Regions from separate parts of the Homo sapiens genome. Here region 1 is linked to region 2. Evidence: chromatin contacts called from ENCODE Hi-C or POLR2A ChIA-PET data. All regions are on one chromosome and are shown on one strand. The core of a region is the stretch at or near the end of the contact, and the rest is flanking DNA. Distances in the headings are between cores, read along the strand shown. Region 1 overlaps LINC02762 (long intergenic non-protein coding RNA 2762). Region 2 overlaps LINC02762 (long intergenic non-protein coding RNA 2762).

What was found. Hi-C counts contacts between places; a loop is a spot of excess contacts on that map. ChIA-PET counts read pairs that join two places held with the same protein, here RNA polymerase II (POLR2A). Pooled maps may share reads with other maps.
Region 1: a loop to region 2 is called in a map of right cardiac atrium, with 4 times the contacts of the local background. The contact joins two enhancer-like sites. A Hi-C loop is called at or near these places in 8 of 168 maps with a recorded cell type or tissue (IMR-90, MCF 10A, PC-3 and 5 more) and 13 of 50 pooled maps. POLR2A ChIA-PET finds 5 or more read pairs at or near these places in 2 of 52 experiments (AG04450 and OCI-LY7).

Annotation. Positions count from the first base shown.
Region 1 is chr11:112,353,030-112,358,231 of GRCh38, reverse strand. LINC02762 (long intergenic non-protein coding RNA 2762) reads right to left here. Exons shown (of 4, transcript NR_126004.1): 3 at 85-129. Among named protein-coding and RNA genes, the nearest start is that of LINC02762, 85 kb to the right of the region's middle. Within about 2 kb of position 2,469, at least 2 of the 41 ENCODE cell types and tissues checked have a DNase peak (open chromatin) inside an H3K27ac peak, as active enhancers do.
Region 2 is chr11:112,287,090-112,292,080 of GRCh38, reverse strand. The region is part of intron 1 of LINC02762 (long intergenic non-protein coding RNA 2762); the gene reads right to left. Among named protein-coding and RNA genes, the nearest start is that of LINC02762, 19 kb to the right of the region's middle. RefSeq lists an enhancer at 1,157-1,905 and a silencer at 1,702-2,011. Within about 2 kb of position 1,905, at least 11 of the 41 ENCODE cell types and tissues checked have a DNase peak (open chromatin) inside an H3K27ac peak, as active enhancers do.

The DNA of each region.
Region 1 (5,202 bases), core at 1,220-3,719, 66 kb before region 2:
GAGGAAGAATTCCCGAAAGAGGAGACAAGAGAGCAACATGACGAACAATTAATAAGGCACAGTGCAGTGAGGACTGTAACATACCTGGAGCAAAACTGGGATGCAGAGGAGGTAGGTTGTGGATTGCACCTGGGGAATGAGTCCTAGATTGATGAATTGTCATTTGACTTTTTCCTAATTCATGCTCACACACAGCCTGATGTATTTCAGAATGTGGCTTAATTGGTATTTTAATTATATGCTTATACCCTGCAACAATTTCAAATGAGAGCAGGTACATGAAACAAGATAACACAGTGAAACCACTTAGAGGACTATGAAGTGTTAGACCAAGTACTGTTGGTAAGGTTGTTTTTGTGTTGTTCTAAGATTCCTGAGGCAGATTACTCCGTTCATTCCCATACCTATTTCCTGAGCCCCTGCTACATGCACAGCTGGGGCCAATGAGCTGGGAGAGCTGGAGGGAAGGGACACAGCAGTACTTCCCCAACACCCAATTTGGTGCCATCCATGGCATGATGCCACCCACCCTGGCTGAGAATGTGTGAATGTCAGTGTCTGTCACTTAGACCAGTGAGGAGGCACTGAAATGGTAAACCCATTGGCATAGCAGTGCTGGGTGGCTGAAGGGTAACAGACTTAGCCTCCACTCCACCTCTCTGCCTAGAGGCCTTGAGGGGCGGCAGCTCTGGATCTCAGTGTTCTCATCTGGAACATTCAGGGATAATGGTGATGGCATGCAGTATCCGAACTCAGAAGCAGAGTCCCCACATGTGCCTCATGCATTCATACTGGCTGCCCCAGGGTAAGGGGTACAGGAGCTGCAAGAAGCACAAAGGAGAGAGGTGTGGACACTCCAGGAACTCTGAGCTCTGAGCTCAGCTCTGCCCATGGCCTTGGATATCTCATTGAACAGCACTTGACAGACTTGCTTTCCTCCCCTGACAGAAAGAAAAAAAACAACTGCCAAGGAATCCCCAAGCCCCAGCTTATTCAATAGCCGACACCAAATGCCACATCCATTCATTAATTTAGTAAACATGGATGGAGTATCTTCTGTTTGTAGGTAATGCACAAGGCACTAGGCTACAAAGATTTTTTAATAAAATATTTTTAAAATAACAAAAAGACACAGCCTCCCAAAATTCATGCAGCATTCTAGCCAAGCTAAAAATAAGAATATTTAAATTTTTTAAGCCAGTGATTTACCTGGTGTCTTCTGGGGTAAAGAAATAATTACAAAACAATGATAACAAGTGTTACTTACAAGAGAGTCTAAATTTTAGAACGAGGCTCTAGCATAGGCCTAGGCACATAGTCACCGTCCAGTATCCAGGGGGATGGGTTCCAGGATCCCCCACAGATGCCAAAATCCAAGGATGCACAAGTCCCTCACATAAAATGATGTAATATTTGCATATAACCTATGCACATCCTCCCTTACACTTTAAATCATCTTTAGATTACTTATAATACCTAATACCATGTAAATGCTATGTAAATAGTTATTATACTGTATTTTTTATTTGTATTTTTTCCAAATATTTTAAATCCAAGGTTGGTTGAATCTGCAAATGCAGAATCCACAGATATGAAAGGTCAACAGTAGTCAGTGTTCATAAATATTTGTTGAAATAATAAAGGATGGCCGGACGCAGTGGCTCACACCAGTAGTCCCAACACTTTGGGAGGCCAAAGTGAGTGGATCACTTGAGCCCAGGAGTTTGAGACCAGCCTGGCCAACATGGCGAAACCCCAACTCTACAAAAAATACAAAAAAATTAGCTGGGCAAGGTGGTGCATGTCTGTAGTCCCAGCTACTCAGGAGGCTGTGGTGGGAGGATCACCTGAACCCTGGGAGGTTGAGGCTGCAGTGAGCTGTGATATTACCACTGCACTCCAGCCTGGGCAACATAGTAAGATCCTATCTCAAAAAAAAATAAGTAAATAAATAAAAGAAATAAGAGAGGTTATAAGAACAGGGCCTCATGAAAGCATCTAGGAGCAGTACCCAGCCCATGGGTGGGGTCAAAGAAGGCACCCCGAGGGAGCAACTCCTGATGTCTGCAATTGCCTCAGTTGGATCCACTTGGATCTGCTTTGGGGAAAACCCAGGCTGAGGGGCTGGCAAGAGCTCTGCTCTCTAGGGAGCGTCAGGCAACAGAGCAATGGCCGCATCCCACACTGCCTCTAGGATTTAAGGCTGAGGGGCTGTGAGTCAACGCTGCCTTTGCCAAGAGATGCCCAAGTAGTATACGATGTTTTTAGGGCTAGGGAGGAGGTGGTGGTGGCAGATTCAGCCTCCACTCAAGCTGAAGTGTTTGCAAACATGGCCAGTTGGCCACACCTACCTGCCCAGAGGGCCCCCTGCTGGCACCTCCTCTCACTGAGTCCCTGGCTATCTCATTTGGCAAGAGCACAGCAGAATCCAGGCCTAAATTGCTTGTTCTGTCTCCTTCCTGCAACTTCCTGACATAATCATCTTGTCAGGCATTTGTCCACATGCCGAAGAATGAGCTTGCCCAAGGCCAGCTCCATCAACTCACTCTTTTATCCATGTAGCACTCGATTCAGGCTGAAAAATAGGATTATTTCACTTTTTAGCTGGTGTACAGCCTGGCAGAACTGTTTTTGGGAAAGTGATTGGTAATGTAAGTGGCACATGGCAGGGAGAAGAGCACCAGCTCAACCACCCACTAACCCTGGGGCCCTGGGCAAGTCACAGAAAATCTCTGAGCCCCCATTTCTCTGAAGCACTTGGAAAGGACAGATAACAGAATGCTCAGGAGCCGAGGGACAAATTATAAGCAGCAGCATAGCAGATGCATCACCCACATCAGCAGAAGTGCACACTATTGGATGCTTCAGGTGAGGGCATCTCAAAAAACCCACTGTATTAGGGGCATAGCAGAATAGGTGGCACTCAAATTAGATCATTTGAGGAGAGATTAATAAAAAGATTATGTATGAAGCTGTGAGTGGGGCAGAAGACCTTGGGGGAATAGTGCAGTGTTCTGAAGCTAATAACAGCCTTAGCATCCTAATAGGGCAGAACTGGGAGCCCAGGTACAGGGAGGAGTGTCTACAGAGAACCTGCTGGGAGCTGCAACCTTCAATGGAGGGATGCAGCCAGACGATGTCGACCCCACAGAGAGGGAACCAGGGGAATAACTACCCCAGCCTCTCTCCCCTGACTCTCTCCAGACTCCTGCCAGGGATCCCCACTCACCAAACTCAAGCAGACACTGAAAGGTAAGGGAGCCCTTTGATACATTCTACATGCACCAGCCCAGGAAACAAAGCAGGGTGAAGGAGGATGAGAGGTTGGCTATGGAGAGACAAATAAAGATATCTAGCACACCCCACAAAAGCAACCCACAAGAAAAAGGGTCAACTTTGAATGTCTACCAAAACAATGGGGGCACCAAAACAGCAAGATCATGACAGTCCCAGCCAAGTAAGCTCTTTCCTGCCTCTCCCACTTCCTCTATGCTCCAGCCAACCCTACAGTGTTCAGAAACTGCAGTTAGTAAGTCAGTAGATTGAGGATGGGGTGAGGAGGTACCAAGCAGGATAGTAGAGAGCTCATTGTGCCTCCTTTTCCCAGTGCAGGCTTTTAGCCTGACAGACCACAGCTGGAGAGCGTATCAGTTAGAGTGTGAGAGGCTGCAGTAACAAAAAGTCCCAAACATGCAGTGACTCAACACAGTACAAGTCTGTTTCTTGCTCATATAACAGTACAGGAAAGTGCCAGGTTAGGGTAGTAGGGAAAGCAGTGGGCTTTGCTTCATCCACGCAGTTAGAGTCCCACACTGATGATCTTTAACAGACAGCTCCCACATGCAGGCTACGTGAGGACTTATCAATGCACAGCCATCACAGGCAGGTGCTACTGAGAAACAAAAACACTTCAGTGGCAAATTATAGAGAGATCTGGATCACTCCCATGTCAGCCAACCAGAAAGAGGAGATAGTATGAAGAAGCACACATGGGAAGTGTTTCTGGGACAGGCCTGGAAATGAAACCTATCCCTCTGTTCACATTCCATTGGCTAGACCTCAGTCACACGGCCACTTCTAACTGCAAGGAAGACTGGGAAATTGAGTCTGCTGGCCAGCCATGAGATTAGAACTTTTATTATAAGGGAAAATGGATTTTGGTGGACAGTTGTCAGTCTTTGTTACAGAGAAATTTTAAATATTGAATTTTGCTTCTACACAGAATGGACATTTTAATCACTGACAGAGGCCAGGAGCGGTGGCTCACACCTGTAATCCCGCACTTTGGGAGGCCAAGGCAGGCGGATCACTTGAGATCAGGAGTTCAAGTCCAATGTGGCCTACGTGGTGAAAACCCATCTCTACTAACAATACAAAAATTAGCCAGGTGTGGTGGCAGGCACCTGTAGTCCCAGCTACTTGGGAGGCTGAGGCAGGAGAATCACTTGAACAAGGAGGTGGAGGTTGAAGTCAGCCATGATCTCACCACTGAACTCCAGCCTGGGTGACAGAGCGAGTGAGACTCCATCTCAATAACAAATTAATTAATTAATTAAATCACTGACAGAGTTTTTGTGATTAAAAGTTATAAGAGAACTTCCCTTATTTGACAGGGGAAAAAGGAGTCAAGACATCTGCCCTAGATTTACCAAAGGAACAAAACAGTACCAGGCAGAGAGCAGGTTTGAACCAGCTTGAACAACAGTTTGAAAAACAGTTTGAAAGTTGTTTGTTTACACTTTGGGGATTTCCACTTGCTCAGTGTGCCAGTTATTCTGTGATCAGAATATGGGTAAATTTTTTCTCTCTCTTTTCACTTCTCTGAGAGAAATTTTCTAAATTGCTTATAATAAATGTTTCTTTTAAATGAAGAAAACTATTAAAAATATACATATTTTTTAAAAGTCAATGAAGTTAGTCAATCTTCTTATTCTGACTGCATTCAGTTCTTTACTGACCACCAGTCCCCTATGCTTTAAAAAGCCATGTGTAATACCATCTTACATATCATTTTTCCTCCATTAATGGTGTCTCTTTTGCTCAAGTCGACTCAACACTATTCAATCCCATTTGACTCTTCCTCCCTCACCCCCGCACCCAGTTGATGACTAACACCTTGTTATGCACAGGGAAGTTGGTCATGGCAGCTGGGGAAGGGGACTGAGGGCTGAGGACAGCAGAGCAGAGCATGCAGGCTACATG
Region 2 (4,991 bases), core at 656-3,155:
TAAAATATATTTCAACTGCCCAAGTGATGACTTAAAATTACTCAAGAATGGAAAAAAACAGAGCGTCAAAGGACTAGCAGTGAGTGTTGAAGCCAATTACACACAGAGAGTTGGTCTAAAACAATTGTTTAACTATGGTTACAAGACAGAATATGTGTCAAAAATACCCAAGAACCAAGAGACATACAACATCAAAAAATAATGCATGAATAATCCGATCCCAAGTCCACAAACTAATAAACTTTCAAATAGGAAAGGAGAACAGAGGGAAATAAAAGTGTACAGAATTCATCCTACACAGTTGCGAGCTTAAAAATACCATTTTATTCTTGACTTTAACAACCAGAGAAATATTGATTGGTGCTCACATCCATTTTTAGAAACTCATTACGTAGGAGAGTAGGGGCCTGTCCTTTAAAAGATAAAAACCTCACTCCTGCCTCAAGGTATTTACAGTTTGAAGATCTCTAACCAACACACAGGATAGGTTTTAATTTGTTACAAGAATAAACAAATGTCAAAGTCCTTGAAGAATTTAAGGTTTTGTGCAGAACCAGTCCTCAGATGCTGTTTCAATCTTACTGCCCACCAGCATTTTCCATTCCTTCTGGTAAAGCCTCCTAAAACCTGGTATGAAAGGACAGCAGTTCCTGGTCACTGTGGTGCCCTCTGTACCTGACGGCAGGGTCTGCTTGATGTCAGCGTGCGTTGTCACAATCCATGAACCGGATTGTCCTTGTTTAACAGCATCACTGGTGTCACTGAGAATGAGACACACAAATTCGGATTGCAGGGAAGCTCTCACGGTAACCATTACACACACAGCACTGAGACCTGAAATCAGTACACAAATACCAGATATTTTCCCTCCAGAATTTAATTTAATGCTCACAATCACCATCCAAGTAGGCAGCATTTTTCCCATTTTACAGATGAGAAAACTGAAGTTTAGAAAGGGTGTTTTCCAGAATTACAGAGCCAGTCAACAGATGGCAGAGAGGGGTCTCCAAGCCAGGAATTTCTGGCTCAAAAGTTCACTGTACCTTACCACACCATTTTCTTAATTCAAAGAAAGAAGGTACAAGGAACAGAAATGGATATAATAATTTTATAATTTATTAGAGTACTAGTAAAGATGCTGCCTCTTTTACAAAATGATAATCCAATGAACTGAACTAATCACACTGTGCTAGTACCCCATTAACCCTCTCTAAAACATTCACAAAGTGGATACAGGGCTGCTCCAGGGCCAATGAGATTTCTCTCCAAAGTAAAATTCCCCTGGAGTGCTCTGGTCTCTAAGGCTTGATTAGCAAGTACCAATTAATGCGCCTTCAGTCCTCTTTGTGTCTTGAGCACTGAGGGCTAACCCTTCCCTCGCCGACAAAGATAAGATTAAATCATTCTCACCCTAAAGAGTTCAAGTTCTAATGCACTGCTCCCTCCCAGGGCCTTGAATAGAGAATAATCTTTAGGACAAAAGAATGCATCTCTAATAGTGAAATTTTAGACGTCAGCAAAGGAGGTATTTTTCAGTCACACATAAGACACACACATTTTCCATGTCACACCTTATTGAGACAGTGGTTCCTCATCTGGTGCCGAGGACCGTGGCTCACCTCGGTGTCACCCAACTTAACGTCTTGCCCCGCCACAAATCACGGGTACAGAATAACCAGGGCGTGCCATGCCCGGGAGACTGGTCCAACCCCGGCGCCCAGGCCTGCAATCCCTGGGAGGCGTGGGCTGCCGCTGCCAGCACCCCGAGTCTGTCGCTGCGTCCCCGCGGCTCCCCCTCTCCGGGATCCGCCCGACCAGCCCAGGCGCCCGCAAGAGGGACCACGCCCGCCCGGAGCCGCCCGCGTCCCCGCCCCCCGGCACGCACCGTGTCTGCCAGAGGGCCGCTGCTGCCACCTCCCGGCCGCGTCTCCCCGAACCGCGCTCAGCCGCCACGCCCCAGAAACCCTCCCGGAGGACGCTCGGGTCCGAGTCCACTGGGCCTGGGAGGTGGTGACTGTCCTGGCAGGGGCTTCCTACGGCAAGAATCATCTTCCTTTCGGGTCACTCACGCAGCGCACCCAGACTGGAGGTGGAGATGAGCGCTTCCAGCACCGACCTCCCCCAGGGTTCCAACGGACACGTGCTCCACGCCCCTTCCCAGTCTTGGGGATCCGAAAAAGCCACACAGCCTGGCCCCAGGCACAACGTATAACAACTAGGACCCCCAAATCTGGGCAGGCCGGCTCCACTTGGGCCATCCTGGCTGCCTGAAAGAATGCGAGTTGGAGCAGAGATCTTTGAACTCAGATTCAAATGTCAGACCCACTGAATTAGAATCCCCTGGGCAGAGGCCAGGGAACTATTTTTGCAAAGTTCCCCCAGGTGATCCTAATGGTCAGGCAGGTTGGGGACCCTCCCAGTTACAAAATCTAGACGACGTTTTCAGGTTATCCACAAATGCACAGAAACACACACCCCTGGGTCTATGAAAAGGCAACAATATGAAGTTGTGCGCTTGAAATGAGAAAGATTTCATGACAGCTCATCACCTAGCCCGGGAGTTTCTAACCTTGTCTGTTTATCATGCCCTTAATGTCTCAATGCTTTTTTTCACAGTAACCCTAGGCCTAAAGAAATACCTGACTGTTCTGTGTATTAAGTAGCTAGACCCAAGTAAGAAGTATTTCTGTCCTAACAACTAGTAGCCACTAGAAAAAATATTGCATATAAACTAGAAAAAAAAACTTATCTCATTCTTAGCCACAACTTCTCACTAACGGGATGTGTGTGCTTGTTGAGCACTGCGCAACTTCTCAGACCTTGGAATTGGATTAGACGCTGCCGCCCTCATTTCCTATTCTATATTGATTTTCCCATGGTACGTGTTTTATGTCACAGCAAATGACAAAAACTGAAAATGTAGCTTCAGAAAAATATGGTTTTATCAAAAAACATGTAGGGCAGGCTAGGCGTGGTGGCTCACACCTGTAATCCCAGCACTTTGAAAGGCCAAGGCAGGTGAATCACTTGAGGTCAGGAGTTCGAGACCAGCTCAACCAACATGGTAGTAGTAGAGAAACCCCATCTCTACTAAAAATACAAAAATTAGCTGGGCGTGGTGGCATGTGCCTGTATTCTCAGCTACTCAGGAGGCTGAGGCAGGAGAATCTCTTAAACCTGGGAGGCGGAGGTTGCAGTGAGCCAAGATCACACCACTGCACTCCAGCCTGGGCAACAGAGTGAGACACCATCTCAAGGAAAAAAAAAAAAAACTGTAGGGCAATCTAATATTGAGTCTTCAAGCTATCCTGCACTACTTAGTAGTTTGCATGGAGCCCAACAAAAGTTGAGTGTTGCCTTTGGCCTTTAAAATATCTCAAAGAGCCCCTCTGAATCCACAGCAGCTCCAAGAACACCTCAGCACAGAGTTTGGGAACATGCATGGAACTCACTCCTGCTCCTCTCCTCATCCCACACTCCCCAGGGTTCACAGTGCTCCTCCTGCAAGCATCTTCTTTCTTGCCAAATGCTTTCCCACCTCAGCACTTTGTGCCCTTGCTCTTCTCTCTGCCTGGAATGCTCTTCCTCAGGTCTCCGCAGGCCCAGCTCCTTCTTGGCCTCCAGGTCTTGGTTCAAAGACCACTGTGCTCCCTAAAGCCTCTTCAGGCCTCCCACCAAATCACTTCTATCCTATGGGCCTGTTTCCTTTTCTGTATAGCTTTTATCACTATCTGAAGTTATCCTGCTTAGTTTACTTACTTATTTTCAAGCTTCCCCACCAGAATGTGAACTTGATGAGAACAGAGACTTTTGTTCATTACTGTTTCCGCAGAACCCGCAACAATGGTTAGCAATAAGTAGACAATAAACAATTGTTCAATGAATGACTGCAGCCTCTACACTCAGCTCAGGGAGATAAAAGGTAAGAAGAATGTGCTTTACACGTGCTATCCCCTTGGATCTTCACAACACTCTTTGGAAATAGATACAAATAGACATGATTAACCCCATTTAATAGATGAGAAACTCACATTGAAAGAAGTTAAGTGTTCAAAGCTGCACAGCTGAAGTGGCAGAGCTAAGATTCAAGTTCATGTCTACTTGACTGCAAAGGCTGCTTTTCATAAAATCACATTAACATCATGTTGGATACCTTCGATACACACAATACATTTTTTTTTAAGACGGAGTTTCACCCTTGTCACCCAGGCTGAAGTGCAGTGGCACAACCTCGGCTCACTGCAACCTCCACCTCCTGGGTTCAAGCGATTCTCCTGCCTCAGCCTCCCAAGTGGCTGGGACTACAGGCATGAGCCACTACATTGGCTAATTTTTGTATTTTTAGTAGATACAGGGTTTCATCATGCTGGCCAGGCTAGTCTCAAACTCCTGACCTCAGGTAATCCACTGGCCTTGGCCTCCCAAAGTGCTGGGATTACAGGCATGAGCTACCGCACCCGGCCAACATTTATTTTTTTTAAAAAAAATGTTAACCACATTGCCTCCCATTATCCCATTATCCACCTAGAAAAGCTAATAATAACAATGGCAAAGTCAAGAAATGTAGCCAAGGGGCCAACAGAGCCCCAGAGTCCTTAGAGAAACTGGCCACATCGGCATTTCCCCACTCGAGGACTCAGCCCCTGCCTCCAGTAGAAAATAGCAGAGGTGCCCACCTGGGAAGGCCTTGCCTTTATTATTCCTCTGGCCATAGCTGGCCATACCAAGGAGACCTCTTGCAGACATATCTTCTGGCCTGGCCCATGTTACTCTGTAAACCTAATGACATGTGTAACTCTCGTTGCTGATTACAACTGCCGAGCTCCTGTTGATCATCATGACAGGTAAGAGGCAAACACACATGCAGCTGCAATCAAGGACATGATGAGCACCTACCCTGAGCTCTGGATGGCACTGGGTGCTCAGGTTGCCCACATTTTAGACAGTCGCTGATTGGAGCAAGAATTATTAGGCCACACTCATCTGCATCC